2 separate regions of the Homo sapiens genome follow, and region 2 is linked to region 1. A link is a loop called in an ENCODE intact Hi-C map of the cell type or tissue named here. Cell type or tissue: MCF 10A. All regions are shown on one strand. Each heading gives the region's core, and the rest is flanking DNA. Links, peaks and the distances in the headings are about the cores only.

The links. Hi-C counts contacts between places; a loop is a spot of excess contacts. Peaks named below come from ENCODE experiments on the same cell type or tissue, not always from the same donor. Only the 100,000 strongest peaks of a DNase experiment are listed, where the experiment ranks them.
Region 2: a loop joins it to region 1, with 9 times the contacts of the local background. A loop is called at or near these places in 19 of 110 quality-filtered maps.

The regions. Positions count from the first base shown.
Region 1 is chr11:19,318,673-19,335,438 of GRCh38, forward strand. No RefSeq gene overlaps it. Among named protein-coding and RNA genes, the nearest start is that of E2F8, 86 kb to the left of the region's middle. RefSeq lists enhancers at 8,360-8,509, 13,733-13,782. In MCF 10A, for the core only: a CTCF peak has its summit at 7,978; no DNase peak of the experiment used is centred there.
Region 2 is chr11:19,062,798-19,079,563 of GRCh38, forward strand. No RefSeq gene overlaps it. Among named protein-coding and RNA genes, the nearest start is that of MRGPRX2, 10 kb to the left of the region's middle. RefSeq lists a silencer at 15,245-15,539. In MCF 10A, for the core only: a CTCF peak has its summit at 8,556 (motif pointing right); a DNase peak (open chromatin) is centred at 8,594.

The DNA of each region.
Region 1 (16,766 bases), core at 6,497-8,996:
AAACCAGGGCATGGGAATGAGTAATGATGGGGGTGAGAAGGACTTGCCAAACAGCATCAAATTTGGAACAAAAGACTGTTGGTTTGGAAGTGCACATCGTTTCTTCCATTGTCACTCACCAAGCAGGCAGCGTGTGCTGGCACAGTGCTAGGGGCTAAAAATAGAGGGGCATAAGACCCACTCTCTGCTCTCCAAATGCTCATAGTCTGTTGGGGGCACACCTTGTTGTCCAGGCCGGAAGGTTGTGCATCTTCCTGCAATCATCCTGCTCCCTCCCCAAGCCTATCAATCACCAAAGCCAGACGGTTACTCAGTGTTGATCACTAAGGGTATATATGGGTGATGTAGTTTGAATATTTGTCTCCATCCGTATCTCATGTTGAAATGTAATCCCGAGTACTGGAGGTGGAGCCTGGTGGGAGGTGAATGGGAGGTGATTGGATCGTGGGGATGGATTTCTTATGAATGGTTTAGCACCATTCCCCCTTGGTGCTTGTCTTTGCGATAGTGAACTCTTGTAAGATCTGGTTGTTTAAAAGTGTGTGGCACCTCGCTCACTCTCTCTTGCTCTGCTTCCACCATGTGAAGTGCCTGGTCCTGCTTTGCCTTCCCTTCTGCCATGATTGTAAGCTTCCTGAGGCCTCCCAAGAAACTGGTGCTGGAGCTGTGCTTCCTGTACAGCATGCAGAACTGTGAGCCAATTAAACCTCTTTTCTTTATAAATAGCCCAGTCTCAGGTGTTTCTTTATAGCAATGCAAGAATGGCCTAATACAATGGGAGTGATTAGGAAATTTAGGATGAGTATTAAGTGTGGGAGGTAGGAAGCAGGGTGTCATTGTGTAGAGAGAAGCGTCAAATTTAAAGACTTGGGGGGTTGTCTAGCTTCACTCAGAGAGTCTGACCACAGCCTTCATCCCCAGGTTGCACAAGGTGTGAACACTGTGCTCTGTTGGGAGTTGATGATGCCATTCCTGGGCCTGAAGGGGGTCATCTGTCGGCTACCCTGCACTCAGCCTGTGGACCCAAAGAGAGGCCCACCTTAAAACCCCTTTCTTCTATCTTATCACACCTGGCTTTGGAGAGGAACTCAAGTAATGATCTCTGTAGTAGCTGATGAAATCCATATCAGCCATCAGTCTTGACCAGGATAGGTCTTCATTTAGGATTAACGAAAAGCAAAGAACAAGTCAGAACTATGAGGAGAATCGGGAGCTCAAAGGAAGGTGATCAGGCTGAGAATTTGGAGTGACTGTTTCTGTCTGAAACAGGGCTAATGTAGGAAATGGAAGAAAAAGTTTAATGAATATTCTCAGAGGTATTTTAAAAGACACTTAATTGACAAAATAAGAGAAAGTTTGACACAAAATCGAGGAAATCAGGCAATAGAAAAGAATCCTGAGAACAAAATAGAAAAAAGAAATGGAGACAGTAACTGTTAGAAGGGGCATATAGCTAAAAATAAGATTAGTGAATTAGAAGACAACTTAGAGAAATTTCCCAGAATGCAGAGCAAAAATACAAAGATAGAAATTATGAGAATAAATGATAAACTTATAAGATAGAATTTAGTAGGTCCAAGAACCACAAAATAAATATACTGAAGTAGAGAACAGAGTGCATAAAGGAGAGACAATAATCAAGGAAACATAAAAAAATTTCTTCTCGTAACAGAAGAAATGTGAATTTAGACTCAAACTCTCACTTTTATCAAGGTACAAACCTATATACGTCTGAAATTTTGGAATTCTAACCAAGAGAAAAATCATGCAATCTTTTAAAAAGGAAAAATAAGCCAGTTACAAAGGAGAGAGGGTCATTTTGTTATTGGATTTTTAATCCGCAACACTAAATGCTGCAATACGAAGGAGCAATGTTTATACAGTTTAGCGGGGAAAAAATAGATACCCTATAATTCTATAATCATTTTAATGATTCTTCTTATGTGAAGGCAAAATAAATAAATATTCAAGACCCAGTCTCAGCCAGTATGCTACTCATGTAACTTTAAACAAATAACTCCTTAAGGAAGTTCTTCAGCCAACTAAAAAAATAATTAGCACAAGACACCCAACAAAGGGGAAGATAAAGGTGCATGAAACTTGTGAGCAACGAAACCAATGATGCATATCTATGGTCTGATGCAGAAGTAGAGAGAGCCAATTATGGAGAAAGACAGCCAGGGCTCCAATCCTTACTCTGGTTCTGTTGTGGTTGGAGATGTTTGGTCCCTTGTGATGGTTAAAAAACCAGGCAATGGCTAGATCCTGACCTCTTCTCATGCAATTGAGGACACATGTGCTACTCAGAAACAGAAGAAAGGGAATCAAAGCATAACCGTATTAATACTTGTACATGTGCTTGGCACAAGACAGGGCCTTTGGCAAAAGCTGAATTGTAGAGTCTGGCTTAGATTCAGGAGTGGGGTTTTTCCACTTCTCCAGTTTAAATCAAAATCTTGGGAATAGCAAGTTCAGCTGTGCTGAAAGTTGGAGAGAGTTCTCTGTCTCTCTGTCTCAATCTGCAGAATAGATCATGTCCCTTTTTTTTTTTTTTGGACAAATACAGAGAAGGTAGAGAGAAAGAAAGCTATGGCCAGATTTTTTTTTTTTTTTTTCTGAAGACAAGAAGCCCTAATTGGAGGTAAGAAGGAGAAAAGAGCACTCTATAGTTATTGACCTTTAAAGAAAAGTAACTTTATAAAAAAAAATTCCCCACTGAAAAATCTGGACTCTGACCCATCAGGTTACCAATCCACAGTCCCTTTGGTAATGGTGAGGTTATCAAGGGAGCAGGCAGAGTTGGGATTCACGGCACAGGTGCTGAAGGGTCCTCTTGCTCTATACCCCCCTCCTTTTGTTCTGTCTTAATCCACTGGTCAGCCTCCAGGGGTGACGCTGTTCTTATCAGAAGGGTCCTGATCTCACCTTTGTGAGGCTGCTCACCTGAAGTCTCCTACTGCTCCTTTCTATTCTCCTAGGACCAGATGTGCAATGTAGCCTCTGATGTGGGCAGTAGGAAAGCACTTCTTTTTTCATAATTTAAACAATTTTGTGAGTACATAGTAGGCATATATATTTGTGGGGTACAAGAGATGTTTTGATACAGGCATGCAATGTGAAATAAGCACATCGTGGGGAATGGGGTATCCATCCCCTCAAGCACTTATCAGAAAAGCATTTCTTAACTCTAGGTCACTGTATCTTAGGAACACTCCAGGTAATTCTACATTATCAAAAAATTTATCTTACATTCAATTTCCATCTCAAATTATGCCTAGCCATGTTGTATATGCTTGTACAAAGTATGTACAACACACCCACACAATCTGAAACATTCCAAATTTGAATGTAAACTCTCTTTCATTATTATGGTCCCATTGAGACATTAAATTTCAAGATGAAATTCCCTTTGCTTGTAAGATTCTGGAGGAAAAATGCCCACGATGTCTTCCTGTATGCTTCCTTTTTCTGCTTATTCTCAGCTAGAGAGGTCCCACCCAGATACGTGGGTGCAGTCTCGGTTTCTTTTGTTACTTTAGCCTCTATTATCTTTTACTGCAATGATTGAACACCTCTTTAGCGTCTTCAATATTAAATTCACCAAACCTCAAATCTCCCACATGTTCTGGTTTTCTTTTCTAGTTCCAGAGCATCGGCAGAGCCTCTAAAATGAGGAGTAGATTGGCTTGGCTGAGGGATTCACCAACAGCCTCAGATACACCTATACATTCTGTTACTTTATCCCAGGTATCCTTTTAATAAACCACCTAATTCATGAGGATCTATGATTTTCAATATCATGTTTTCCAACATTCAAGAGCACTGGCCCCAAATAGATACACATGATTATGAATGTAGTTGCAAAAGAATTCTATATAAAATATTAGCAAATCAAATCCAGAAAAGTATTAAAAGTACAACATATGATGACAGAGTAAAGTTTTGTTCCAGGAAAGCAGATATTGCTTAACATTAGGAAGTCTGTTAATGAATTCATTTTACTAATAGGTTAAAGGAGAAAAACCATATGACTTTCTCTCTGAGTGCTGAAACAGATTTTACTAAATTCATCATCTTTTCCTAATTAAAGGTTTTAGTAAATTTTGAAGAGAAGGAGGGTTTTAAAATATAAAGAGCATAAGAAGGGAGCAAACATCACATTTAATGGTACAATAACAGAGGCCTCACTAGTAAAGATAAGAAAAGTATAAGGACACATACTGTCCCTGGGATTAATCAAGATGGTGTTGGAGTCTTAGCCAAAGCAGTAAGATAAGATAAAGAAATGAGAGATACAAATATTGGAGGGAAAGAGCCAAAGTTATAATTATTTGAGGATGATAAAATTGTTTGGTTGAACTATCTAAGAAGATTGACTTTTAAGAATTTGTACTTAAGGTGCTGAATACAGAATAGTAACCTTCCTATATATTAACATTACCTAGTTAGGCAACTAGGAGAAAAGGTGCTTATAACAAAAATATCTATAAAATATATAAGAATAATTGTAGCTGGAAAATAGAAGAACTAGAAGGAAACTTTGGAGAGTATCTTTTATAATCTTGGTATAGAGAAAACCCTTCTTAGCATATAACAGAGTCTATAATATGTTAAAAAATACTGACAGATTTGACTAGATAAGAATTGTGAATGTCTGTAAAACAAAGACACCGTAAAGAAAGTTCAAAGTTGAGTGACAAACCCAGAGAAAATATTTGCTACTTGTGTAACATAGAAAAGATTTCTATCCAGAATATAAAAGACTTCTACCAATCAATCAAACAAGTTCTAACAACCTGACAGAAAATGGTCAAAAAGTATTGGATTAGCTAAGGATATGTTTGCTAATGTAACAGACAAGCTGCCAAATCTCATTTGAAATACAAAAATAGTTGTTCATTATCACCTGGCAGCTCTTCTCCAACCAGTGATTCAGGAACCCAGGCATTGCATCTTACACACTTAGCTTCCAAGGTCAAAGTGTTCAAACTGAAAATATGGCATGGACCTTGCTCTAAATGGTGCTTGTATTTCAGTAGGGGGAGACAGATTCAAGAAAAAACAGGTAAATTTAAAGAGCAAGAAAATTTCAGAGAATGGTGAGTGCTAAAGGTAAGGAACTTTAAGGTGATCAGCAAAAGTCTTTCTGAGGAGGTGACATCTGAGCTGTGACATTAAGAGCCAGCCATGTGAGAATCTTATGAAATAGCCTTTTAGGCAGTGGAATAGCAATAAAAAAGGCTTTGTGATGGGAATGAACTTGACTTATTTGAGGTGCCCAGAAAATGTTGGTTTGGAGGAGTGAGGAGAGTGGTAGTATCAGATATGGGGGACTTCCATGTTATGTAGGACCTTATAGACAAAGCAAAGGAATTTGATTTTTATTCTGTGTGCAGTGAGAAACCAACATGTCACAGTTTCAGTGGTATCTGCATATTGATGCCAAATCAACACCCCTTCATGTTAAAAACTCTCAATAAACTAGGTATTAAAGGAACATACCTCAAAATAATAAGAGCCATCTATGACAAACCCACAGCCAACATCATACTAAATAAGCAAAAGCTGGAATCATTCCCCTTGAAAACCAGCGCTAGACAAGAATGCCCTCTCTCACCATTCCTGTTCAATATAGTATTCGAAGTCCTGGCCAGAGCAATCAGGCAAGAGAAAGAAATAAAGGGCATCCAAATAGGAAGAGAGGAAGTCAAAGTATCCCTGTTTGCAAATGACATGGCTCTATAAATAGAAAACCCCATACTTTCAGCCCAAAAGCTCCTTAAGCTGATAACTTCAGTGACATCTCCAGAATACAAAATAAATGTACAAAAATCAGTAGCATTCCTATACACCAACAGCTATCAAGCCGATAGCCAAATCAGGAACAAAATCTCATTCACAATTGCCACAAAAGAATAAAATACCTGGGAATACAGCTAACCAAGGAGGCGAAAGATCTCTTCCATAACTACAAAACACTGCTAAAAGAAGTCAGAGATGTCAAACAAATGGATAAACATTGCAATGCTCATGGATACGAAGAACCAATATTGTTAAAATGGCCAGACTGCCGAAAGCAACTTACAAATTCAATACTAATCCTGTAAAACTATCAATGACATTCTTCACAGAACTAGAAAAAACTCTTTTAAACTTCATATGGAACCAAAAAAGAGCCCCAATAACCAAGGCAATCCTAAGCAAAAAGAACAAAGCTAGAGACAACATATTACCTGACTTCAAATTATACTGCAGGGCTACAGTAACCAAAACAGCATGGTACTGGTACAAAAACAGACACACAGACAATTGGAAGAGAATAGGGAGCCCAGAAATAAGGCTGCCCACACTCAACCATTTATCTTTGACAAAGATGACAAAAACAAGTAATGGAGAAAGGACTCCTTATTCAATAAATGGTTCTGAGATAACTGACTAGCCATGTGCAGGAGATTGAATCTGGACCATTTTCTTACACCATATGCAAAATTCAAATTAAGATGGATTAAAGACTTAAATGTAAAACCCAAAACTACAAGAACCCTGGAAGACAACCTAGGCAATACCATTCTGGACATGAGAACAGGCAAAGGTTTCATGACAGATGCCAGAAGCAAATGCAACAAAGCAGAAATTGACAAATGGGATCTAATTAAACTAAAGAGTTTCTGCACAGCAAAAGAAACTAACAACAGAGTAAACAGACAACCTACAGAATAGGAGAAAATATTTTCAAACTATGCATCTGGTTTAATATCCAGCATCTATAAGGAACTTAAACAAATCTATAAGAAATAAAAAACAAATAAACCTGTTAAAAAGTGAGCAAAAGGCATGAACAGACACCTTTCAAAAGAAGACATACATGCGGCCAACAAGCATATGAAAAAAAGCTCAGCACCACTGATCATTAAAGAAATGCAAATCAAAACCACAATGAGATACCATCTCACGCCAGTCAGAATGGCTATTATACGATAGTCAAAAAATAACAGGTGCTGGGGAGGTTGTGGAGGAAAAGGAACATTTATACACTGTGGGTGCAAGTGTAAATTAGTTCAACAATTGTGGAAAACAGAATGGCAATTCCTCAAAGACCTAAAAACAGAACACCATTAAGCCTATCAATCCTATTACTGGGAATATAAATAATTCTATCATAAAGACACATGCACGCGTCGCAGCACTATTCACAATAGCAAAGACATGGAATCAACTTAAATGCCCATCAGTGGTAGACTGGATAAAGAAAATGTGCTACATATATACCATGGAATACTATACAGCCATAAAAATGAATGAGAACATGTCCTTTGCAGGTACATGGATGGAGCTGGAGGCCATTTTCCTTAGCAAACTAATGCAAAAACCGAAAACCAAATACCACATGTTCTCACTTATAAGTGGGAGCTAAATAATGAGAACACATGGACACATAGAGGGGAACAACAGACACTGAGGCCTACCTGAGGGTGGAGGGTGGAAGGAAGGACAGGATCAAGAAAAATAACTAATGGATATCAGGCTTAATACCTGGGTGATGAAATAATCTGTATAGCAGAACCCCATGACACAAGTTTACCTACATAACAAACCTGCACATGTACCCCCGAACTTAAAATAAAAAGAAAAAAGAAAAAAACAAGAAGCAATGAAGACAGCTTTTGAAAATGCTTTCTGGAAGGCATTTTTGAACAAATTTGTGCTAGTTCTCCACCTCCTCTTCAGGCTGAGCTTTGCTGACTGAAGTCATTTGACAAGATTTCAGCAGAGTGGAGTGTGTAAATGTTATGCAGAATGAATTACAGGTCTGGAGACATTCATTTCATTACCCTAGATTCTATTAGCAAAGTTCACTTTATGGAACAGTCCAAAATGATTTATCTAATGCCTGCTTCTTCAGGAATGTTTCAAATCCTGAGCTATAAGTGGTTGTTGAAATTATTAAGAGATGTCCATTTTAGCCACTAGGAGGTATAGTTGTGATTTTGGAATGTGCCTTCAATTTCTTTTTAAAATGCAAACCAGACCATCCAATAGAACACCTAACACAGTACCCAGCCCACAGCCCAGGCTCAGTGCTGATGAAGGAATGCAAATGTCAGTTGTCAGAGAGTCCTCTCTCCCCAGGCCTGCTTTGGATATGCTCCAGGAGAATGGGGCTGTGTCCCCGATACCTACAACAGCTCTTGGCACATGGTAGGCACACAATCAATATCTCTGAATGACTGAGTGGATGAATGATGAGATTTTCCTGCACTTCAGCCACATTTTCACACACAGTGGAGCCATCCATCCATGTGGAACCCTTGGTTTGCCAACACTGCTTTGGAAAAGTGGGCCAAGGATAAGGACTGTTGTCATGGCAGTCTGACACCGCCCATACCTTCAGCCTCTATCCACATCCTCTTCCACCCTCAACCCAGTGCTGTGGCCACTGGCAACTTCCCCCAGGCCTCCTTCTCAAGGCTTTTACAAGTGCTATTCCTCTTTGGGGAGAGGCCTCATCTGTACCCACCCTTGCCTTGACTCACTGATTGGCAAGTTAACTCTTGCTTATCCTTCAGGTTCCAGCTCAGATGTGGCCTCTTCCAGGGTATTTCTCTGACTGCACCCTCTCCCCTCACTGACTACATAAGGTTTCCCTGTCATGTGCTCTTATGTACTGTTTTTCAAAGTGATTATCAATGTTTATAATTTTGTTGTGTAATTATTTTAAGGCAGCATTGTGTAGTGATTAAGAGCAGGAACAAATGCCTGCAGGGTTGAAACTTCAGCTCTGTCATGTGCAAACTGCGTGAACTTGGGCAAGGTATTTCACCTTTCTTTATTCACTTCCTCATTGGTAGACAGGAGACGACACCACTACTCACTTTTAGGGTTACTTGTGACAATTAAATAAGCTAATAAATGTAAATGCCACTTTGAGTTGGCCTTTTTTATTTGACGAGTATGTGTCTCCTGTGCTAGCCCCATGAGGATAGAGTGGGCATTTTACTTGTCATTGTATTCTCATATTTAGTGGTGTCTGGTCTCTGGTAGGCACTCAATAAATTTTTGTGAAATAAATGAAGGAAAAATCACAAACTTTTTTTCAACAAGCCAGGTACAAGACAAGAGGAGGAAGCCTGCTGCAAAGGATGCAAAAGGCCCATGCCTCCAACCTCAGTCTGGCTGTCATTGCTAACGTCACTAAGCCATGGTTGCCAGGCAATTGCTGGGGGAAAAAAGCACTTTCAAAGCCAACTAAGCACCTACTGTGTGACACTGTGTGACAAACTCTCAACAGCATCCAGTCCTGGCCCTGTAGGTCCTCCCGGAATAAAAATTTTCTCAAACCTATATATGTGGCTCTAATGAGATGTGTTAAAATAGAGCAGTGCTTTTCAACTTTTGTATGAAAGCTGCAGGATTTGTTAAAACATAGACTGCTGGCCCCACCCTCAGTAATTCTAATATTGAAGTAACTCTGGGTTGGGATTCAAGAATTTGCATTTCTGACAAGTTCTACTTGCAGCAAATCCTGTTGGTCCAGAGACTACATTTTGAGAACCACTGAAATAGGGGCATGTTCTTGACATGAATGGGGAAGCAGTGTGATTAAATTTGACTCTAGGAGAGTGGTCATAGAGGTGGTGACATTTGAACTGGGCCTAGAAGGATGAGAAGGATTTTTCAGAATAAGGACACAGGTTCCCTGCAGGGCATGAACAAGACGGGGAGAGATGAGCGCCTGTTTGGGAAATGATCTTATGTGGGAAGAGGCAGAGGCTGCCGAGCCTGCAGCATTGTGGGGTCATTCATCCCTTATTCTTGGCCAGCGTGGAGGGAGGTAGCCTGGGGAGAAGATGAACCCAGGAGGGGAAAGGTTAGGCAGGAAGAGCTTAGACTCTTCAGCTTTGTAGTTAGACAGACCTAGACTTGAATCTCGACTTCATCACTTACCACCTGCAGGACTCTCAACAAGTAATTTACTTTTCTCAGCCTCAATTTTCTCACCTGTGAAATGGGACTAGAATAGTCACTGTTTCATAAAATAATCGTGGACTAAATTAGCTAATAGATGTGAATTACTCAGCTTTAGGTTCGGCCCGTAGAGGATACTCTGTAATGGAAGCTATCATCAGTATTAGTCATTAGTATTGGTCAGTCTAATGCAGAAATGACCACACTGAAGATATTTATACATCTGCCTTCCCTACCAGGCTGCGTTCCCTGAGCATGGTCTGTGACACCTCTTCTGGGTACCCCCACTCCCCGCAGAGCCAGAGCCTGGTGAAGCTCAGATGCTCAAGAGATGTGACTCAGGCAGGGATCTCTGCTCCCATGCAGGGCTCTGGTGGTCTGGGAGCAGTGTCAGGGAGCCAGCAGACACTAGGAAGAGAAGCAGGATGAGGAAGCCAGAGAAACTGGAGGAGACTTCTGCCTGTGCCCCAGCATGACCTCAAACAGGTGGCCCAGCCCCAGGAAACTGTAAACCCAAGCCCAACTTCAGGCTGCATGGACTCCTCCCAAGGGAGGAGGGCTTGCCACGGTGCAGCAAATACAGCAGTGAGCAAGACAAATAGTGTCCTGCATTCACGGAGGTCAGGAAAGCTGAAGCAGATGAGAAATCAGGTAGCTTTTCAAGGAGCTCATGGGTAATTATACTAGGACATGTGGGGTGGGAGCACCTGCCCTTGAGAACACTCCTCCTGGCGGAAGGGCTCAGTTCACTTTTGGTGATTTTGGGATAAAGAACAGGGCACATAAGATCCTGCTCTTTCTTTCTTCCATTCTGCAGGGAGTGAGCCTGTCCATGGCAAGCTCCAGCCAGCTCTGCTCCTCCTGCCCTACCTCTTAGGTGACCCCGCTTCCTAGTCTGCATGTCAGCACCCAGAAGCCCTTTTGCCCACAGATATCAGCCACATGTTCTAATATCAACTGTACTGGAAATAAAGGTGAGATTTTGTTCTCCCATCTGCCTTGCTTTTTTTTTTTCTTATTCTTTATTGCATCAGAACTAACACGGAGTAGAAGGGTGCTATTTTGTAGCCCCTCAAACTCTCCAACGAAGGGAGTTAGAAAGGGTTAGGAAGTGCTATTTTAGATAAGGGAGGTGAGAAAGACCTCTATGATGAAGTGACATTTTGGTGGGGAGATCTGAAGGAAGTGAGGGAGAAAGCCTTGTGGGAGAAGAGCACTCTGGGGAGAGGGAGCAGCCTGTGCAAAGGCCTTGAGGCAGGCATTTGTTTAGTGTGTGTGTGGAACAGCAAGGATGGCAATGTGGCTGGAGAATAGTGAAAGCAGAGGGGACGGTTCTCAGGGATTCTTGACTTTCTGTCCCAGGCAGGTATTTGTCTAGATTGGATAATGGGCATAGCACAGCTCATAGAAGGAATAAATGCTTCATTCTGGAAGCCCACAAACTATTGTTTTGAGCAATCTGCAAGTTTCCCCACCCCTGCTTGGTGCCAGGACTCCCCTTTGAGAGCCAAGAGCTGGAGAGATGTGCCAGAAACACAGATTGGAAGATGCATGACATCCCTTGGGAGAGACTGGCTGGAAGGCAAGATCCACAAGACAGAAAGCAGAGATGACCCTCAAGTTGAAAAGCTTGAACCTAGCTGGGTGATTGATTACCAGGAGACCACCCTGATTTTGTTCTCTAATTACGGTGTTTATTTGATGCATCATATTGGGCCTGAAACCCTTAATACCAGCCGGTGCTGTTCAGTGTTACAATGTCCTAATTAAGCTTTGATTTATATGCTAATTTTATTCCAAGTGTGTTCAAAAGGGGAAAAGTTATTAGACTTTATTTTGAGATTACATTTTAATCCTGAGGTCTGCCAGAGAGCACTGTGTTTATTCTGTTGGCTTTTGTTTCCAGGATGTTAGTGGCAATTGTGATTATTTCCTCGGAGGGGAAGGATGATGAAGTGGTAAGGAGCTGTTTAGAGTTGGTGGGGCTTCTGCTAATTGGAATTATGTAACCTCTTGCCTTTGCCTTGACAGCTTTGCAATGAGGCTTGCCTTGACTGCCCAGCTGCTTAGGAGGGACAACAGGGATGTGCCTTAGGGATGTCGCAGGGAATATTTGGAAGGAAGGCCATTACATGAGGGAGTGATTGGATTCTGGAATGTGAGGGGAAATTGGGCTTTTACCACATGAGTCCCTGAAATTTGTAAGAGTCACGCAAAAACCAGCAAGGGGAGCAGCTGGTCTTTGCTACAGAAAGGATGTGTTTTGTTTGTTTGTTTTTATACTGTTATTTATCCTAAGTGGATGTCACTTGAAATTTCCTGTTCAAGGATTAAAAAGTCTTATGAATCAAATTATCTTTGGATCTTAGAAGGTTCACGTGGCTTCATAAATACTCTGAAATAGTATGAAAAATAGGGTATGCATCCGCATGTGTGCATCGTGCTTGAGTGTGTTGTCTGGGGATGAGTCCAAAGTTTCCATCAGATTTCCAAGAGTACTGGCCCTTCAAAACATTAAGAATCACAGGACTGGGGAACATCCAGCTTGAATCTGTGATTTAATTTCCTGAGACTGGATGTGTGGTCTGAAAACACAAATTAACAACCAGCAGTTCCTTTCCCTCTGCCCATCCAAATCGTAGCTCCCTGGGTCCACAATGGTGCCCAAGTTCAGAAGGCCATGGGGGCAGGTTGAATTGTGAGGGATGCTTACCTGATCTCAGAGGCATGGGCAAGGACCCATTATCTTTCCTCTGAGTGACCTGAGTCCTATTTGTCCCAACTTCTGAGGGAAGAGCAGAGTTGCTTATAAAATAGATGAGAACTTCTATGTAAACACTCAGGGACACACATTATTCAAAATCCTTTGTAACCTGGAGCATACGTACTTCCCATGTCAGCCTCAGTAAAGGGTTCTCCACTGGGCCTCCAGGTTTTCTGATTGGGTTTTACTTATTTATTTATTTTCCCTTCTCCCTTCTCTCTGCCAACTAGCAGTGAACAGAAGAAAGGTTTAACAGGAGCATATTCGTTTCACTTTCTCCTTTTGTGACTACTACACGGTCTGTGGCTCAATATATATTGCATTTGACATCTTTAGTTTATCCTAAGAAATCAAACTTAGGGATTGCAGTTCCATAAAATTATAGGACCTAACATTGATCGAGCACTTATGTGCTAAACATTTTATCAGCATGATCTCATTTACTACTCTCCCAAATCTTCTAGGGTACATTCTATTATCAATCATATTACACACATAGGGAGACTAAGGCCCAGAGAGGTTAAGGGCTGCTTTGGAGTCATATATCTAGTACGTGGTTAGCTGGGATCCAACTTGGGTCTGCAAGGCTCCAAGTCTGTGATCAGAACCACTATGCTGAACTGTTTCCTCTTGGATTCAATTACTCCTTCTTTTTTTGTTTTGAGGTAGGGTCTCGCTCTGTCACTCAGGCTGCAGCGCAGTGGCATGATCATAGCTCACTGCAGCCTCGACCTCCTGGGCTTAAGCCATCCTCCTGCCTCCACCTCCTGAGTAGCTAGGACTACAGGCATATGCCACCATGCCCAACTAATTCTTTTACTCTGTGTGTGTGTGTGTGTGTGTGTGTGTGTGTGTGTGTGTGTGTGTGTGTGTGGAGATATGATCTCACTATGTTTCTCCAGGATAGTCTCAAATTCCTGGGCTGAAGTGATCCTCCCACCTTGGCCTCCCAAAGTGCTGAAATTACAAGTGTGAACCACCATATCCGGCAAAAGATGCTATTACTTCTTAAGTGTCTCCTTTTCAAAATTTTCTGCAGAGGCCATTCACCCATCCCCCTGGGTATGAAGACATGGAGAATGGATCAACCCCTCTAGTCCAGGCTTATATTTTTCAGAAGGGTACCAAGAACTGGTTTGTGAGAGAGCAGAACAATGTCATCTAACCTCAGAAGGGAGGTAACCCCCAAAATGGTCAAACTGCCCTCATTTTCTCAGGGTGCCTTGGCTCTGCACCAGTTCTCGGTCTTGTGTCATCTAAGCCTTCCATCTGACCTAGTTGAATTATGATGTGGCTTCAGAAAGTTTCTAACACCTGCTTCTGATGCATGTATCTTAGCGCCTTTGCTATTCTTTGCTGCTTGCCTATATTTTTAGCTTTACATTTCAGGTTCTGTCAGCCTTTCCACAGAATTAAAATGCCCCTGTTCACTTGTGCTGCTCCAGGGGAAGAATATTTGCCATTTTCCACAGATGATGACCCTGGGATGGAGAAGATGTCTGCTTTACTAAGGCTTCTAGATGACCCATAAGAGTTATAGTGAAAATATCTCATTTTAAAAAGGGTAACATATTTTTAAAAATAAAGTATTATCTTCCCACCTTATCATAAGGAATTATTTTCCTATTCCTTTGCTTATCTGTCCACATGCATATAAATTTTACTTAGTCAAAATGATGGCATGCATTTATTTTATATATATATATATATATATTTTTTTTTTTTTGAGATGGAGACTCACTCTGTCACTCAGGCTGGAGTGCAGTGGTGCTATCTCAGCTCACTGCAAGCTCCATCTCTCAGGTTCATGCCATTCTCCCACCTCAGCCTCCTGAGTAGCTGGGACTACAGGCGCCTGCCACCACACCCGGCTAATTTTTTGTATTTTTAGTAGAGACGGGGTTTCACTGCATTAGCCAGGATGGTCTCGATCTCCTGACCTTGTGATCCGCCCGCCTCGGCCTCCCAAAGTGCTGGGATTACAGGCATGAGCCACTGCACCCGGACTATTTGGTTTATATTTTATGACGTGAGTAGGAATTTCACCAGCTACATATTCAAGTGTGCAAAGATAATCATTCTATTTTTCTATAACTTTAGCTCTATTTTGAACTCCCTTTACACCTGTTGGTAGAAAACAAAGAAACAAACAAAAAACCCACTGATCAGTTCCATGGAAACGAAACCATCCAAAGGTTTCCCAGGTTTTTGTGAGGGTGCATTCAGTTAATTGAGGGTGTTCTGCCTCCCTTCTTCCTGTTGGGATTGTGATAAATTCCCAGGGGACTTACAGGGCATCAAGATCTCAGTTGTGAGTGAGGAGCCTTCTGATTCTGATTAGTCAAAGTCCAGTTAAGACAAACAAAATCAAACATACAACAGGAAATTGAATACATGGATATAGAAGGGCTGAGATGCCAAACGGGACAGGATTAGCTACGGGGGAAACTACTCTCACCAGGAGGGATGGAGGGACATGAAGAAATGGTGGGGTTGCAGGGCCCAGAAGCCAGGACCCTCGGGCTAGAACCAGGGCAGAGGCTGCCTGGCTGGAGCTATAGGACCTTGTAGGAAGGGTTTAGTTGGCGGGAGCTAGAATCACAAAAGAGACACAGACACCTGTGGTGGTGGAACTTTACTCAAGGAAGGTGGAATGAGAGCAGGAGAAGCACCCCGATCTCTCCTGCTTCTACATGTCAGCCTCCCCACTGCAAGTAGACTTGCTTCTACTCCAGTGCATGAAATCATGCTGGGGTAGGGGCTATGGGGACCATCTTTCTGAGCTACCCTAAAGAAGTGAGTCATGGGTCTCCTCGACTCTCAAATACCCCTAACCATGTTTTTAAAAATAATTTTTACTCTTTCCAGGGACTGGCCTTGGGGATGGAGGGAAGGATGATATGGGTGAAGGCATGGGACCTCGTTCTCAGAGAACCCACCAATCCCTAACACTTGAACTTTATTTCCAAATCTTTAAGGAATTATAAGGAAAAAATAATAAAATATAAGCTAGCATCTCAAAATTTTATTTGGCCACCATAGGGATAAGTGTTAAAAGGACCTTAATCATTCATTTATGGACGTTTGGTTGGTTTTCAGCATTTGACTGCTAATCTGATGGTGGGTGTGCTTAAGGAGGTGGCAGAAAATTCCCACCTGATTCTGTACCTTTGTCCCTGATCCTGCGCCTTTGTCCCCCACTGACCCCTCACGAAACTTGGAGGCAGCATGAAGAGGGGCTTTGGGCACTTCCGCCCTACTCATGGCAAAGAGCTGGGCCTTCTCCTTGTCTTCCATTTTGTGCTTGTTCTCTCTACCTCCTGGTCTTGACTTTTTGTCTGCTTCTCCCCAAATCCTGGCTAGAGATGTGGCCTCTCCTTCTCAACCCTGGTCCTTGTCTTGCACTATCTCTTTGGTTCTTGTCCTCTGGCTATACCATTTTTGGCCATCTCATTTACCTCCTCAGAGGGAGGAAGGACATAACAGGTGTGCTTTAATTCCTAAGGCTCATCTTTCAATCCTGAACCACAAACAGTATCTCCAAGGTTTATTTTTCAAATTATGTTTAATTTAAATTAATTTAAAAAGGAATATCTGATTGGTTTAGAAGATGTGGAAAACACAGAAAAACAAATGGAAAAAATGAAAGTTATCCCAAGTTCTACCACTCAAAGATAACTGCCACAAATTCCATGAGGGGAAAGGACTTGGCTTATCTTGTTCATTTTGGTAACCCCAGGGCCCAGGCACACAGTAAGTAAGCTAAGTAAATATTGCTAAATTAAACAATAACCTTTTGGAAATTTTTTCCATTCATAAACATTTTTATGCAAGTGGAGTCATATTCTACCTACCATTTTGTAACCTACTTTTCTGTATAGCAATGTATCATTAGCATTTTCCAAATCAATAAATGTTCTTCCATATTATTTTAGTAGTAGCATGGTATTCAGTTATAAAAGCAGACCATAATGAATGTAAATGGTACCTTCATGTTATATATTTAGGTTTTTCTTTTCTAAATTTTTATTCTCCC
Region 2 (16,766 bases), core at 7,068-9,567, 260 kb before region 1:
GTTATGCGATACATGGGCAGAACGTGCAGGTTTGTTACCTACGTATACACATGCCGTGGTGGTTTGCTGCATCCATCAACCCGTCATCTACATTAGGTATTTCTCCTAGTGCTATCCCTCTCCTAGCTCCCCACCCCCTGAGAGGCCCCAGTGTGTGATGTTCCCCTCCCTGTATCCATGTGTTCTCATTGTTCAACTCCCACATATGAGTGAGAACATGCAGTGTTTGGTTTTCTGTTCCTGTGTTAGTTTGCTGAGAATGATGGTTTCCAGCTTCATCCACGTCCCTGCAAAGAACATAAACTCATCCTTTTCTTACGGCTGCATAGAATTCCATGGTGTATATGTACCACATTTTCTTTATCCAGTCTATCATTGATGGGCATTTGGGTTGGTTCCAGGTCTTTGCTATTGTTAATAGTGCTGCAATAAACGTATGTGTGCATGTGTCTTTATAGTAGAATGATTTATAATCTCTTGGGTATATACCCAGTAGTGGGATTGCTGAGACAAATGGTATTTCTGGTTCTAGATCCTTGAGGAATCGCCACACTGTCTTCCACAATGGTTGAACTAATTTGCACTCCCACCAACCGTGTAAAAGCGTTCCTATTTCTCCACATCCTCTCCAGCATCTGTTGTTTCCTGACTTTTTAATGATTTCCATTCTAACTGGTGTAAGATGGTATCTCATTGTGGTTTTAATTTGCATTCCTCTAATGACCAGTGATGATGAGCATTTTTTCATGTTGGTTGGCCATATAAATATCTTCTTTTGAGAAGTCTCTGTTCATATTCTTCACCCACTTTTTGATGGAGTTGTTTATTTTTTCTTACAAATTTGTTTAAGTTTCTTGTAAATTCTGGATATTAGCCCTTTGTCAGATGGATAGATTGCAAAAATTTTCTCTCATTCTGTAGGTTGCCTGTTCACTCTGATGATAGTTTCTTTTGCTGTGCAGAAGCTCTTTAGTTTAATTAGATCCCATTTGTCAATTTTGGCTTTTGTTGCCATTGCTTTTGGTGTTTTATTCATGAGGTCTTTGCCCATGCCTATGTCCTGAATGGTACTGTCTAGGTTTTCTTCTAGGGTTTTATGGTTTTAGGTCTTATGTTTAAGTCTTTAATCCATTTTGAGTTAATTTTTGTATAAGGTGTAAGGAAGGGGTCCAGTTTCAGTTTTCTGCATATGGCTAACCAGTTTTCCCAACACCATTTATTAAATAAGGAATCCTTTCCCCATTGCTTGTTTTTGTCAGGTTTGTCAAAGATCAGATGGTTGTACATGTGTGGCATCATTTCTGAGGCCTCTGTTCTGTTCCACTGGTCGATATATATGTTTTAGTACCAGCACCATGTTGTTTTGGTTACTGTAGCCTTGTAGTATAGTTTGAAGTCAGGTAGTGTGTTGCCTCCAGCTTTATTCTTTTTGCTTAGGATTGTCCTGGCTATACAGGATCTCTTTTGTTTCCATATGAAATTTAAAGTAGTTTTTTCTACTTCTGTGAAGAAAGTCAATGGTAGCCTGACGTGGATAGCATTAAAACTATAAATTACTTTGGGCAGTATGGCCATTTTCACGACATTGATTCTTCCTATCCATGAGCATGGAATTTTTTTCCATTTGTTTGTATCCTCTCTTATTTCCTTGAGCAGTGGTTTGTAGTTCTCCTTGAAGAGGTCCTTCACATCCTTTGTAAATTGTATTCCTAGGTATTTTATTCTCTTTGTAGCAATTGTAAATGAGAGTTCACTCATGATTTGGCTCTCTGTTTGTCTATTATTGGTGTATGGGAATGCTTGTGATTTTTGCACATTGATTTTGTATCCTGAGACTTTGCTGAAGTTGCTTATCAGCTTAAGGAGATTTGGGACTGAGACAATGGAGTTTTCTAAATATACAATCATGTCATCTGCAAACAGGGACAATTTGACGTCCTCTTTTCCTAATTGAATACCCTTTATTTCTTTTTCTTGTCTGATTTCTCTGTGCAGAACTTCCAATACTATGTTGAATAGGAGTGGTGAGAGAGGGCATCCTTGTCTTGTGGCAATTTTCAAAGGGAATTCTTCCAGCTTTTGCCAATTCAGTGTGATATTTGCTGTGGGTTTATAAAAAATAGCTCTTATTATTTTGAGATATGTTCCATCAGTACCCAGTTTATTGAGAGTTTTTAGCATGAAGGGGTGTTGAATTTTATCGACAGCCTTTTCTGCATCTATTGAGATAATCATGTGGTTTTTGTCATTGGTTCTGCTTATGTGATGGATTACATTTATTGATTTGCGTATTTTGAGCCAGACTTGCATCCCAGGGATGAAGCCGACTTGATCATGGTGGATAAACTTTTGGATGTGCTGCTGGATTCGGTTTGACAGTACTTTATTGAGGATTTTTGCATCAATGTTCATCAGGGATATTGGCCTGAAATTTTCTTTTTTTGTTTTGTCTCTGCCAGGTTTTGGTATCAGGATGAGGCTGGCCTCATAAAATGAGTTAGGGAGGAGTCCCTCCTTTTCTATCATTTGGAATAGTTTCAGGAGGAATGGTATTAGCTCCTCTTTGTACCTCTGGTAGAATTTGGCTGTGAATCCGTCTGGTCCTGGGCTTTTTTTGATTGGTAGGCTATTAATTACTGCCTCAGTTTCAGAAGTTGTTATTGGTTTATTCAGGGATTCGACTTCTTCCTGGTTTAGTCTTGGGAGAGTGTATGTGTCCAGGAATTTATGCATTTCTTCTAGATTTTCTGGTTTATTTGCATAGAGGCATTTATAGAATTATCTGATGGTAGTTTGTATTTCTGTGGGCTCAGTGGTGATATCCCTTTTATCATTTTTTATTGTGTCTATTTGATTCTTCTCTTTTTTCTTCTTTATTAGTCTTGCTAGCAGTCTATGTATTTTGTTAATCTTTTCCAAAAACCAGCTGCTGGATTTATTGATTTTTTGAAGGGTTTTTCATTTCCCTATCTCCTTCAGTTTTGCTCTGATCTTAGTTATTTCTTGCCTTCTGCTAGCTTTTCAATTTGTTTGCTCTTGCTTTTCTAGTTCTTTTCATTGTGATGTTAGAGTGTCAATTTTAGATCTTTCCTGCTTTCTTCTGTGGGCATTTAGCGCTATAAATTTCCCTCTAAACACTGCTTTAGCTGTGTCCCAGAGATTCTGGTATGTTGTGTCTTTGTTCTTATTGGTTTCAAAGAACTCATTTATTTCTGCCTTAATTTCTTTATTTACCCAGTAGTCATTAAAAAGCAAGTTGTTCAGTTTCCATGTAGTTGTGTGGTTTTGAGTGAGTTTTTTAATCATGAGTTCTAATTTGATTGCACTGTGGTCTGAGAGACTGTTATTATTTCCATTCTTTTGCTTTTGCTGAAGAGTGTTTTACTTTTAATTATGTGGTCAATTTTAGAATAAGCGCAATGTGGTGCTGAGAAGAATGTATATTCTGTTGACGTGGGGTGGAGAGTTCTGTAGATTTCTATTAGGTCTGCTTGGTCCAGAGCTGAGCTCAAGTCCTGAATATCCTTGTTAATTTTCTGTCTCATTGATCTGTCTATTATTGACAGTGGGGTGTTAAGCTCTCCCACTATTATTGTGTGGGAGTCTAAGTCTCTTTGTAGGTCTCTAAGGACTTGCTTTATGAATCTGTGTGCTCCTGTATTGGGTGCATATATATTTAGGATAGTTAGCTCTTCTTATTGAATTGATCCCTTTAGCATTACATAATGGCCTTCTTTGTCTCTTTTGATCTTTGTTGGTTTAAAGTCTGTTTTATCAGAGACTAGGATTGCAACCCCTGTTTTTGTTTTTGTTTTTTTTTGCTTTCCATTTGCTTGGTAAATATTCTATTCCTCCATCCCTTTATTTTGAGCCTATGTGTGTCTTTACACATGAGATGGGTCTCCTGAATACAGCACACCAATGGGTCTTGACTCTTTATCCAATTTGGCAGTCTATATGTTTTAATTGGGACATTTAGCCCATTTACATTTAAGGTTAATCTATTTGATATTTTGTTTTTCTACTTTCATAGTCATTTTTTCATTTCTTGATGCTGACTTGTGTTGTCAATTCTTTCTTTTATGTCTTTAATCCTATTAAGCATGGCAATATTATAATTATCTGATAATTCTAGTGCTAAAGTCTATGTGTGTGTGACTTTACTGTCTGTAATTTCTTCTGGCACTTTCATGTGATTTGTTTGTGATTTTTGACTGTGAGTTGCCACTTGCCTTGGGAGCTTATTTGTGGAAATTCTTTAAGGCCTGAATTGTAGTTGAGTTCTTTTAGAGAGGTCTTCTGTTTTCTTTTTCTAATTGACTGGAGGAACTTCCCAATGTGCTTTCATGTATCAGGTTGTCCTCAGAAACCTCATTTGTCATTTGAAATTTTAGGAAGACCACAGGTTGTATGAATTTGGATCACAATGTGATACTGATTTATGGTTATAAATTCTCAAGAAGAGCTTTTTGTTTTGGTTTTGTTTTGTCTTTTGATGTTGTTGTTGTTGTTTTTGTTTTTGTTTTCCCCAGAGCCAAGTGTGCATCAGGCAGTTTCTTGGCAGTTGTATTTCTCATGAATGAGAATACACTAAAGGTTCGGTCTTTTGAAGTCCTGCATTTTCATGACATTTTCCTGTTAGACTTTCCACCATGAGTTGTTCTAAACTCTTTCATTCCTTTTAAGCTTGTAGCCATAATACGAAATGAGAATCTCCTTCTGAGAAGAAAGGATAACCATTTAGGAAATGAATTGATCACGTCTGTGCTTCAGAAAAGTCTTATCAGGCTGCTGAATGTACAAGATATAGAATATAGATGAAAACATAAATCACTGGTTATACTTCCACATGGAAACAACTGCATAAATACTTTAGTATATGCATACAAAATACACAATTGATATTGTTTTATAATATGTGGTTTATTTCTAATTTGATAATTACTGATTGTGGGATCTCCAACATAAATGGCAACTCTTTTGATCTCAGTTCCCCATCTGTAAAATGGGATGCCTTACAGTTGTGATGAATCTGAAACTAAGAGAACTCTGGTGCCTATGGAGGTTTCTCTCCTCCAAGTACCAAAGAGAGTAGAGAGCTCAAATAGGCCTCTCTCTGAGGCCAAACTTGGATTCCAGGATGACTCTCATCTTTTAGATCCTTAGTGGCTTCCAGAGTTTTCATAACTATGATGAAGTCATCAACCTAGGCCCCTCTCCATGGCTTACAATGTGATATTTCAATATATGTATACAATGTATAATGATCAAATTGGGTTCCTTAACATATCCATCACCACAAACATTTATCATTTCTTTGTGTTGGGAATATTCAAAATATACTCTTCTAGCTATTTAAAAATATACAGTAAATTGTCATTAATTATAATCACCCTACATTGCCCTAGGACTCTACAACTTATTTCTCCTATCTAGCTGTAATTTTGTATCTGTTAGCCAAAATTAGGCTATCCATCTGTCCATCCTTCCCAGCTTCTAGTAACCTCTATTCTACTCTCTATTTCTATGACATCAACTTTTTCAGCTTTCACATGTGTGAGAACATGTGGTATCTGTCCTTTTGTGCCTGAATTATTCCACTTAAAATAATGTCCTCCAGACTCATTCACGTTGCTGCAAATGACAAGATTCTTTCTTTTTTGTGGCTGAATAGTACTCCCTTGTGTATATGTACCACATTGTCTTTATCCATTCATCTGTTGATGGACACAGGTTGAGTCCATATCTTGACTATTGTGAATAGTGCTGCAATAAGCATGAGAGTGCAGACATCTCGTCAACATATTGATTTCCTTCCCTTCAGATATATATCCAGTAGTGGGATTGCTGGATCATGTGGTAGTTCGATTTGTAGCTTTCTGAGGAAGCACCGTACTGTTTTCCATAATGGCTGCACTAATTTGCATTCCCACCAACTGTGTATAGGAGTTCCCTTTCTCTGCATCCCCACCAGCATTTATTTACTTTTTGTCTTCTTGATAACAATCATTCTAACTGTATTAATATGATATCTCATTGTAGTTTTGATTTGCATTTCTCTGATGATTAGTGATTTTGAGCATTTTTTTCATATACCTGTTGTCTATTCCTATGTATTATTTTAAGAGACGTTTATTTAGCTCATTTGCTCATTTTTAAATTGGATTGTTGGTGGGTTTTTTTGTTTGTTTGGTTGGTTTTTGCTTTTGAGTTGTTTGAGTTCCTTGTATATTCCAGATAGTAATCCCTTGTTGAATAAATAGTTTGCAAATGTTTTCTCTCATTCTGCTAGTTGTCTCTTCACTCTGATGATTGTTTCTTTCACTGTGCAGGAATTTTTTAGTTTGATACAATCCTATTTGTCTAGTTTTGCTTTTGATCCATGTGCTTTTGAGGTCCTCTTCACAAAGTCTTTGCCCACACCAATGTTCTGATACAATGTTTTTGTTTTCTTCCAATAGTTTCATAGTTTAAGGTCTTATATTTCAGTCATTAATTCATTCAGAGTTGACTTTTGTATATAAGAGATAGGGATCTAGTTTAATTCTACTGCATGTGGATATCCAGTGTTTCCAGCGCCACACTATGAATATTTGTTCACTTAATGGTGTCCCATAAGTCTTATAGGCTTTCTTCACTATTTTTCATTCTTTTTTTTTTCTCAGACTGGATAATTTCAAATGATCTGTCTTTGAATTTAGAGTTCTTTCTTCTGCTTGATCAAGTCTATTGTTGAATCTCTCTATTGTATTATTTATTTTATTCATTGAATTCTTCAGCTTCAGGGTTTGTTTATTTTTTTAAAAAATCCACCTTCTGTTAAATTTCTCATTCATATCATGAATTGTTTTCCTGATTTTGTTAAATTGTCTATCTGTATTTTTTGTATCTCATTGAGTTTCCTTAAAATCATTATTTTGAACTCCTTTTCCAGAAATTTTTAAATTTCATTTTTAGCAGAGTCTGTTACTAGAGGGTTATTGTATTCCTTTAGTGGTGTCGTATTTCCTTGCTTGTTTATGTTTCTTCTGTCTCTGCATGATGTTTCTTGTATCTGTGCATCTGATGGAACATTTACCTCTTCCAAACTTTCTAGAATCATCTTTGCAGAGAAAGACTTTCACCTGCAGTTTGGTCTTGGTGTGCTGGTTGGTGAGGACAACTCTGTTTTTGGGTAAGTTGAGTGATATAATCTCTATGCAGCTTCCTCATTTGTTGGCTCACTGAATAACTGTGGGTGCCTCAATGACTTAGGTTGTAGAAGTTTGTGGCGGTGGCAGTAGTGGTGGAGGTTGTTAAAGTCTTCATGAGCGAGGGCTTTTGGGGTCCTCTTATTCTTATTTCCCCCACAGTGTGGAGACTTAGCTGAGAAAATCCTTCTCGGTATCAGGTCGGACATGGCCTACATGCAGCTGCAGTGGTACTAGGTTCCAGGTGAAGGTGCTTAGAGCATTTGTGGGGTTGGGGTCCTAGGCTCAGTGTATCACAAACCTATTGTGGCACCTGGATCTTGTGGTGCAGGTTTGCTCTCTGTGTTTATTGGATGTAGGTTGTCCAGAGAGCCGTGATCTGGGACTCTGAGGCACCTTTAGCAGTTTGGGCTCAGGGGCTGGGTTGTAGCTGCAATTCTACTTCTAGGGGCCAGGGCAAAGAACTGGTCTGACTCAGGAGAAGAAGGAGTGCTCTGGAGGTTTGGGCCTGGGGAGCAGAATATGGCTGCAATTCAGGACCCTGAGCCAATAGGGCTTGGTGGCAACTCAGGTGTCAGGGATGAGGAACCATGTGGTGACTCTAGACCTTGGAGATGGTGGGGTATATTTTAGACTCTGTGAGGCCAGGTACAATGGCAGCGAGGACCCTAAAATGTCAGAGCACAACTGTTGTCTTGGCCCTGGGGGGCAAGGAGCAGCACAGCAAAGACTCCACTTCCTGAGGAGTGAAGTCTGACACTTAACTTTTTGCAATACTCATTGTGTGAACTTTAAGAAGCTCCTTAACTTTCCTGGATCTCTATTCCTCATTCCTAAAATAGGACTAATCCTGTAGTTCTCCAAGGGTGTTTTGAGAGTCATTTGGTTAACTTTTGCATGCTTCATAAATGACGGTATTGGTTAGTCCTGAGTCTTCTGCATAATAACTGTTTGATATTGAATAAGCTATTTTCTCTCTCAGAGCCCCAATTTTGAAATCTGTTAAATACATATAAGATATGCCTCATAGAAGTATCAAATTAAATTGTAAATTAAGCAATATAAAGCAACTGGTACAATGCCTAGCTGATAGATGCTTGATAAATAGTACCCCTGTTATTCTAATTCAAATTTCACTGCCAAGTTTTGAGTTAAATTTAGAGTTTCAACTTCATCAAAATTTTACTGTTATATACTTTAATGAGGAATTTTTTAAGGGATTCTGAAGCAGGGAGCACAAAGAGCAAGCTCTTAACATTTTGGCTTCCGGTTGCCGAAATATTTAATACCACATCAGATTGTGAAGGGATAGAAAAGAAATGTAATGTTACCACATTACGTCACTAGGTGGTAGTCAAGGATCATTGCTTTGTTAGTATGCGGTAACCCTTGACTGGCCAGCAGGGGGCCCATGTCAATGACATTGCTGGAAAAAGTTTGGGATCTCAAGCCGATGTGTGTTTGTGCGTGGTGTGTGTGCCTGCGCGCAAGAGGGAATAGGGAGGGAGGGTGAGGACAGAGGGAGGGAACAGGAAGATGAATCCAAGTGAGACGAATGCCCTGTGAAGTTTGGGAACCGGTCTCTACTCACTGTCTACTTACCCACGCCAATTTTCTTTTCTTTTCCTTTCTATTTTTTTTTTTTTTTTTTTTTTTGACAAAGTTTCCCCCTGCACCCAGGCTGAAGTGGAGTGGCAGGATCATAGCTCGCATCTCCAAACTCCCGGGCTCAAGCCGTCCTCCCACCCCAGCCTCCCGAGTAGCCAAGATTATCCATCCCAATTTAAAGTAGAGCAATGAAGGGGACCCATGTAATTTTTGCAACCTGAGCATTCATGGATGGCAGCATGTACAGCAGCTCCTGCGAGTGTCTATTAATCAACCACTGAAATGCTGGTCTCAAATCCCGATCTACTAAGTCTGTGAATCCAGGTTAGGACTACTAATTTAATCTTACTGTCATGTTGCTTAACCTTACTAGTCAGTCCTTGGCTTCCCCATCAGTAAGATGGCTGTTGTGAGGTATTCAAGGTGCACATGTGAGTGCTTAGCACATGCTTAAAGCCGTGTGACATCAGAATGTGCCCTCTGTCATCGTCAGGACCATCTTTATTATTTCACCGACTTTCCCAGTCTTCCACAGGGTTTCTGAAGCTTGCTCCTAAAATCCCAATCCCCAAGGCCAGCTGAAACTGCTCAGCACGTGTCTGCCACGTTAGGCTTTGGGGCAGGGCAATAGCCTGAGGACAGCAGATGGAAGCACTGGGCAAAGACACGGTGCCTGCACCTGCTGCTATGCGATGGAGGGAGGTACGCCCCAGGTTCCCTTCTGTTCCTGCTCCTCTGTTAGAGCGGATACCTCATGTGAACATGGGCTGGAGACTCGATAGCCCTATAGAGATGGAAAGGGTTATTACTTCTGGTATAATTCTGTCATTTGTTGGGAAACAAAAGAGTAAGTCTTACTGCCCATTACGTCTCAGTAACAACAACTGATCTCCATGTCTTTCTGACTTTCAGGGAGCCCCAGTGACCTTCACGTCACCCTCTTCTCCCCAGGTTCCTTCAGGCCTGGCTGCCATCTGGCAAGTCCTGCCTGTCTGGTTTTCCCAGGCTTCCCTCTGCCAGTGTTTGGCCAGGGCGGGCCAGGGAGAGGCTGTAGGGACCAGCTGCCAGGGGTGGGCAGGGTGTGTCTGACCCCACGGTGGAGGGTTGGGCAGCCAGGGAGGAGGGCATAGTGTGGAGGTCTGCGTCAGTGAAGACTTGGGTGCAGTGAAGGCCTATAGCTCAGGAGGCTGAGGGCGACTCCCTGAAGGTTGGGCTGGTCCCAGGCTTTGCTTGTTGGATGGAGGAGACCTGTGGGGCCTCTGTGTCAAACCAGCTCCTGTGTCCAGCCCAAATTTAGAAAATCAGTGTGGGGGAGCCAAGCTTACCCCAATCCACAGATAACTGCACAGTTTGGAGTTATGCTTTGAGAGAGTGAAGGGAAGGACTTGTCGGGGCAGGATGTGTTCCAGAATATAAGGATCCGAACAGTGTGAGCCGTTTCTCACATCCCTCTCAAGTGCTAACCTACTCAGCCTCCAAGCCCATGCTCCGCAGGCCTCTGTGCTCTGCACTCCTCTCTCCTCTTTGCCTTCTGTAGTCCCCTTTACCTGTTAGGCCCCAGAAGGCTCCCGTTTTGGGGTATAACCCAGGTCCTAGGGCACTCCCCTCATCTGAACTCTGTAGCTGCTGCACCTGTCTCCTCTGCTCCTCTAGGCTGAAAGCTCCCTGAGAGCAGGGCCTATGTTATTCATTCATGGATTCACTCATCCATTTCTTCAATGAATATTGATTGTGCACTCCTTGCTACTTGATAGGCCTTGTTTTAGGTGCTGGAACTGGCACACTGGGTGAGGTCTGAAATTCAGCTCCTGACTCCTGGCCCAGTGCTCTTCCCAACAGATTCCCATCCCCACCTACCTCACCCAGAGCCCAGCCTCCTGGATATAGGTCAGGGAAGCAGTGCCCAGAGCACCACCTTCCCCTCAGGACCCTGATAGGATATTGCCTGCAGCATTTTCCAGCAGGCACAAAGGGCTGAGAGGTACATCTTTGCAGTTTCCTTCTTCCCCTAGGACATTCTGGGAACCACAGGGATATGCACTACCCTTTCCTTCCTTTTGCAGGGTGGCGACAGGGACCAGGGCCACACTCACTGGGCCTAGGGGCAACCCTGGTTCAGACACTCCAGGCTACATGACCTCAGATGACTCCTGTAACCCCCTGAAGCCTTGGTTTCCTCATCTCTAAAAAGGTGATAGTGATACAGGAACTAGAAAGAAATTATTTAGGCAGATAGTGAGGGTAAGAGAGTCCTCAGTAAGGTTTCCTTTTAATAAAAAGCAGCCCCTAACTTGTTTCTTTTCTAAGAAAAAGCAACCTGAAAAATCAAGCTGCAAGCATAGATAAGCAAGCTAAAAGCTCACATAGGTAAATACTGGCAGCTGTGGCAATAGAAAAGCGATATCTGGAAGCCAGGTATATTCAACACGGAGGTTCCCTCTTCCCTTTCCTTTGTCACCACATGTGCAGTAAAAAGCAGGCAACATGGCACCGGCCAGGTAGAGACCCCATCTGCATAATAAAAGATTAGGGTGGGATGACCAGCTTCTTTGCATGCTATGCAAACAGCACACCTGGTTTGACCAATCTCTCATGCCCTATGTCAATCAGACACTGCCTCCTCAAGCTCATCTACAAAACGCCTCCATGCATTTCACCGTGGAACTGGAAGATCCAGTCCGGAGCCCCTCTCTCTGCAGGAGAGAGTTTTTCTCTTTTCTCTTTCTTTCACCTATTAAACCTCTGCTCTTAAACTCACTCCTCGTTTGTGTCCATGTCCTCGATTTCCTTGGAATGAGGCAATGAACCTCGGTTATTGCCCCAGACCAATGGCACCACTTTGATACCAAGAGTATCTTCTCCCTAAGGTGTTTTGAGAATTCTTTGATTCTGTGCCTTCAATAAATGGTAGCTCCTGTCCTCCCTGCCCCCACCCCACAAGCCTGAGGACTGAAGTCAACTCCTGTCCATGGCAAATCAGGCTCCTGCTTAGCAGACTCGGAGCTACAGGAAGCCCCGTCTCCCTCTTCTAGTGCTCAGCCCTAGCGAGAGTAACAACAATAATAATAGTTATTATAACAATGTTGATCTTTTTGATAGCACTTGCTTTGTGTCAGGCACTGTTGTAAGCACTTTACATTTATTAACTCATTTACTGTTTGGTACAATCATATGAAGTGGTATCATTATCATCCCCCTTTTTCAGATGATGAAACCTAGAGAGGTTAAGCAACTTGCCCAAGATCACACAGCTGATAAGTAGCCATTAGAAATGAAGAGACATGGTTGGGCACGGTGGTTCATGCCTGTAATCCCAGCACTTTGGAAGGCCGAGGCAGGCGGATCACCTGAGGTCAGGAGTTTGAGACCAGCCTGGCCAACATGGTGAAACCCCATTTCTACTAAAAATACAAAAATTAGCCGGGCATGGTGGCACATGCCTGTAATCCCAGCTACTCAGGAGGCTGAGGCAGGAGAATCGCTTGAACCTGGCAGGTGGAGGCTGCAGTGAGCCGAGATCGCACCATTGCACTCCAGCCTAGGTGACAGAGCAAAACTCTGTCTCAAAAAAAACAAACAGAAATCAAGAGACATTCTGGACAGCAGTCAGGCTACATTTGCATATAGTTGGTTGCCACATCAATGGCCAAGGTAAAAAGGTGAGTTGAGAATATACGAACTGGGTCATAAATGATGTGAACACAGCTAAGGACTTTCCCAGGACACCTGGACAGCAGGCCTCTGCCGACTCACCCTCTTTTTGTGCCCACTGAGTTGTGCTGCCTGGCACCTGAAAGGGCACATCAATGTTCTGGAGAAGGAAAAGGATGGCAGGAGAGTAACTGGTCTCTGCTCCCTCTTTGGGGCACACAGGGCTTCCAGAAATTCTTGCAAATGTGCCTGAGCCCACATAGGTGCTCTGAAGTAAAAACCACAGAGCTCACTCACACCCCAGAAGTGTTCCCAAATACATTCCCCCATGAAAATTTTCTCTAATATATTTAACTCTACCCACCCCCCAAACTGCTGATGGCAATTTAAAATATTATTTTCCATTCTGCCTCTGTTCTCATTTGTAGAACAGGGGAAGTCAGAGAAACATGGGCTGAGGGAAAATTCATGAGGACTTAGCCACCTGGGAGGTGTTTCTCAAGAGCTGCCAGTGTCGTTGGCTCAGCCAGGGCTCTTGGCGACATGGAGACAGAGCCAGGAGGGCAGGGCTCATGTCTGCTGTGTCTTGCTTCATTCTTAGGTTCTGTGTAAGAGTCCATTTGGAAACAGCTTCTGTGCTAAAAACAGAATTTGAGGGCTGTTGGGCTAGATAATTCCTAGATTCCATCTTGACTGCTACCTCCTAGGGCTCATTCATTCATTCCTCAAATATCACGCAAATACCAGGAGCTCTGCAGGCACTGAGGATCCAGCAGTGAATAAGAGTTATGGTCTCTGCCCTCATGGACCTCAAATACAATGTGAAAAAAGATGAAAAGTAAGAAAATAATGAATAAATGGAAAAATGACACATTATCATAGCTGCCATGAGGGAAATCAATAGGACAAGGTGATGGAGAGTCACTTGGGGGCTCCTTTGGATGGAGTGGTCAAGGAAGGATTCCCTGAGAAGTTTAAGCTGAGCCCAGGAGGATGAAAAGGAACCAGATTTGTCAAAAACCAAGGAAAAAATGTTCCTGGTGTAGGGAACTGCGAGTGCAAGTGTCCTGAAGCAGGAAAGAGATTAGAGTTTACTGTGGCTGGAGCAGAGGCAGGGATAAGTCAGACCTAAGGGGAGGTTTATTCTAAGTGCAAAGCCATTGGAGAGTTCTAAGCAAGGAAGAGGCACCATCTGATTTTCTCATTTACATTAAGCAGATCACTTTTCTGTGGAGAGGAGAATGCCTTGCAAGGGGCAAGGAGATCCACTAGGAAGCTATTGCAGAAGAGGGTGATAACTAGGGCTGGGGATGGCCATAGGGATGAGGAAAGTGGATGGTTTGAGGCAGAGCCAACTGGATTTGCTGAAGAACTGGCTGTGGGAGGTGGGTGCAGGGGTGAGAATTAAGTCTCCTGAAAGTGTGAAACAGACCCCGTTTTCCTACTTGGATGATATGCGTGCTCCCAGAGGTGCCTCACCCTCCATCCTCACTCACTGGAATACTTCTGTTTGCTTTTGCCACTTGTCACACTGGCTTCTCTGTGCTTGACACCCCAAACTCATTCCTACCTCAAGGCGTTGGCACTGCCTGGGCTGGTTGCCCTGAACTTCCCGTGGTTGGTAACTTCTTGACACTTGGGGCTCAGCTCAGCCATCTCCTCTCCCCTGCCCCAGCTGGCCTTTCTTGAACACACAACTTGTAGCCTGACCCACACCCTCCTCTACTCACTCTATTACATTACCCTGTTTTATGCTCTTTACTTTCATGATCTGGAAAGATCTTGTTCATTTATCTGCTTGGGATTTTCCCCATCTGCTTCCACTAGAATGTAAATTCCATGGGCAGGCAGCCCCTTGTCTGTCTCATTCAGCAGCTCTAAAGGGCAAGGCTGGCTGGGGGTGGCCCTGCAGTGCTAGGCCTCCTCCACAAGAGGGCGCACACAAAGTTTCTTTTCTGCTTTTGTCTAGACAATCTCTCCCGGAGTAAAATGAACAGAAAACAGACTCAAATTGCACACTTTACCTAGCTGGGTACACATGCTCTCATTTTTTTTTATATAGGTTTTTAATGTTTTGTTTGATAGTTTAAAACATGTTTTTCTGTGGAACTTCAGATGTTACCCTGAGACAGGGGAAGGGGGGAATCATAGGGACTCCGTTCCCGTCGGGTACCTCTCCATCGTGTGCTATGCTTAGGCTGGCTTTTGCCCGAAAGAACCTGTACTTATGTCTCCACTAACTGTAGCCAGTGATCTCCAAACAATTGGGACATAAATTAACATTTCCTTGATCCTAAGACCGTACTTGGCAATGACCCACAGATTTCTCAACCAACTGGGTAACTCTTGAGAAGGTTTCAGTTCAGTTTGATGAAAACAGGTGAGGGTTTAACCTATGTAATAATAAAGAACAGACAGTGCTGGTTGGTTATTCATCATTGCTCTATTATTGGAGGTAGCTTGAATTAGTGGAAAGAGCACTGGGAGATGCCAGATGTGGGTGTGAGTCTTCTTTTGAGTCTTGGCTCTGTCCATTTCTAGCTGAATGACTATAACTCTGTGAACCTGTCTCCTTCATTTGTGAGGATGACCAAGCTTTCATAGACATAAAAGGTATTTTGTAAAGAAGCATGCAGATGGTGGTGGTAGCACGTAGCGTGTTTATAATAATTGCTGCTAGCACAGTCATATTTGAGACCCCCTCACACTTGGACTGAAGGTGCCCCATGAAATGTGGAGCTGAGAGGGGAGCTGAGGAGTGTCTGAATGTGTCACCTAGATAAGGAAGAGGGCCAGAAGTTGGTGCCTGGAACTGGGAAAGGAATCCAGGGAATCCCAGAGCTAGGAAAAGCAGCACAAGAGGAATGGGTCAGGCAAAAGGATGATTCTGGAAGAATATTTATGACTGTTTCCTGCTGCTGGCACAGGATGCATTTAATAGCTGGGGGTGGACTGGACATTTTCTAAATTTTTGTCTAATAGGAAGTGTGTTGGCTTTCATAGAGGAAGCTTGAGATACTTCATCATTAGTAGGTACTTGGATTATTTTTCAAATCTGCCTGGTCATTTTTATATTCTTTTGTTCTTGACTCATTTTTTATTCTTTCTTTCTTGAATTAGTGGAAAGAGCACTGGACCATGCCAGAAGATGTGGGTGTGAGTCTTCTTTTGAGTCTTTCTTTAATATGTTTATTTAAACATATTAAACATAATTTTTCTATAGTCTATATGTATCCCAATATCTGAAGTCTTTGTGGGCCTGGTTCTATAATTTGCTGTTTCTGCTGCCACTGATTCATGGTGGTCTGTTTCCTTGCACACATCATTTTGATTGTGAGCCCCTAGTTTTTGGAATCTTATGATAATTCTATAAGGCTTGGCTTGAGGGTGCATTTCTGTAGGGAAGATTCCTGATTGCTTCTGTCAGGCGTCAGGACATACTGATAACAGAACAGAGTCCACTTTATTTTTTTCTTTTTCAAGGTCCACTTAAATTCAATTGATCATCTTGAGGGTTTTAAGACCATGTGTAAATTAGTGTCATTTCAGAATCCCTAGTTATGCAATGGTCAGCCAGTAGCACTGAAACCTCAGGGCACTATTTTCTCCCCCAACTACTGTAAATCAAGGTGGACACAGACACTTTTCCTTGCTGCTTAGTTATACTGTGCAGGTTTTATGTTTTGTTTGTTTTATTTTTCATCAATCATCCTTTTTCTCAGAGAGTATAGCTGTTTCTGAGTCCTGGCTTTATTCAGAGGGCTCTCTAATTTGACTCCCTGCACTGCATGGATATAAGGATTAGTGCAGAATCACCCCTTCATTCCTAGTAAAGTCCTGTGTGTAACAGGTCTAGGCCACCAGACGGTACAGAATTCCCCGGAGTGTGTGATAGTTTCTTCCCATGTATTCACTTGGGTCTGACTTTACTTCTGGCCTTAGGTTCCTCTTCCTTTATATGTTAGATCCTCACAGCAATCCCCAAAGGTATTTGTTTTAAAGATAAGTACACTAAGGATCAGAGATGTTAAGCAAATTTCCCAAAGTCACAAAGCTAATGAGTTGTTAAGCTGAGATTTGAATTCAAGCCTTCTGATGCCTCAAGATATATATTTTCAGCTACATCCATCTCTTTAACTTGTAGGACTTAGTCTTGGGAAGGGTTGTCTCAGGGTTGACGCAGGTGGTGGAGAGGGCTATACATGGCCCTGTGGCTCCAGAGGATGGACCCTTGAGCAGTGGGTGAGAATTACACAGAGATAAATGGAGGCTGGAGATCTGGAGCAGCTTCCAGCAAGTGTCTGACAATGAGAGGGA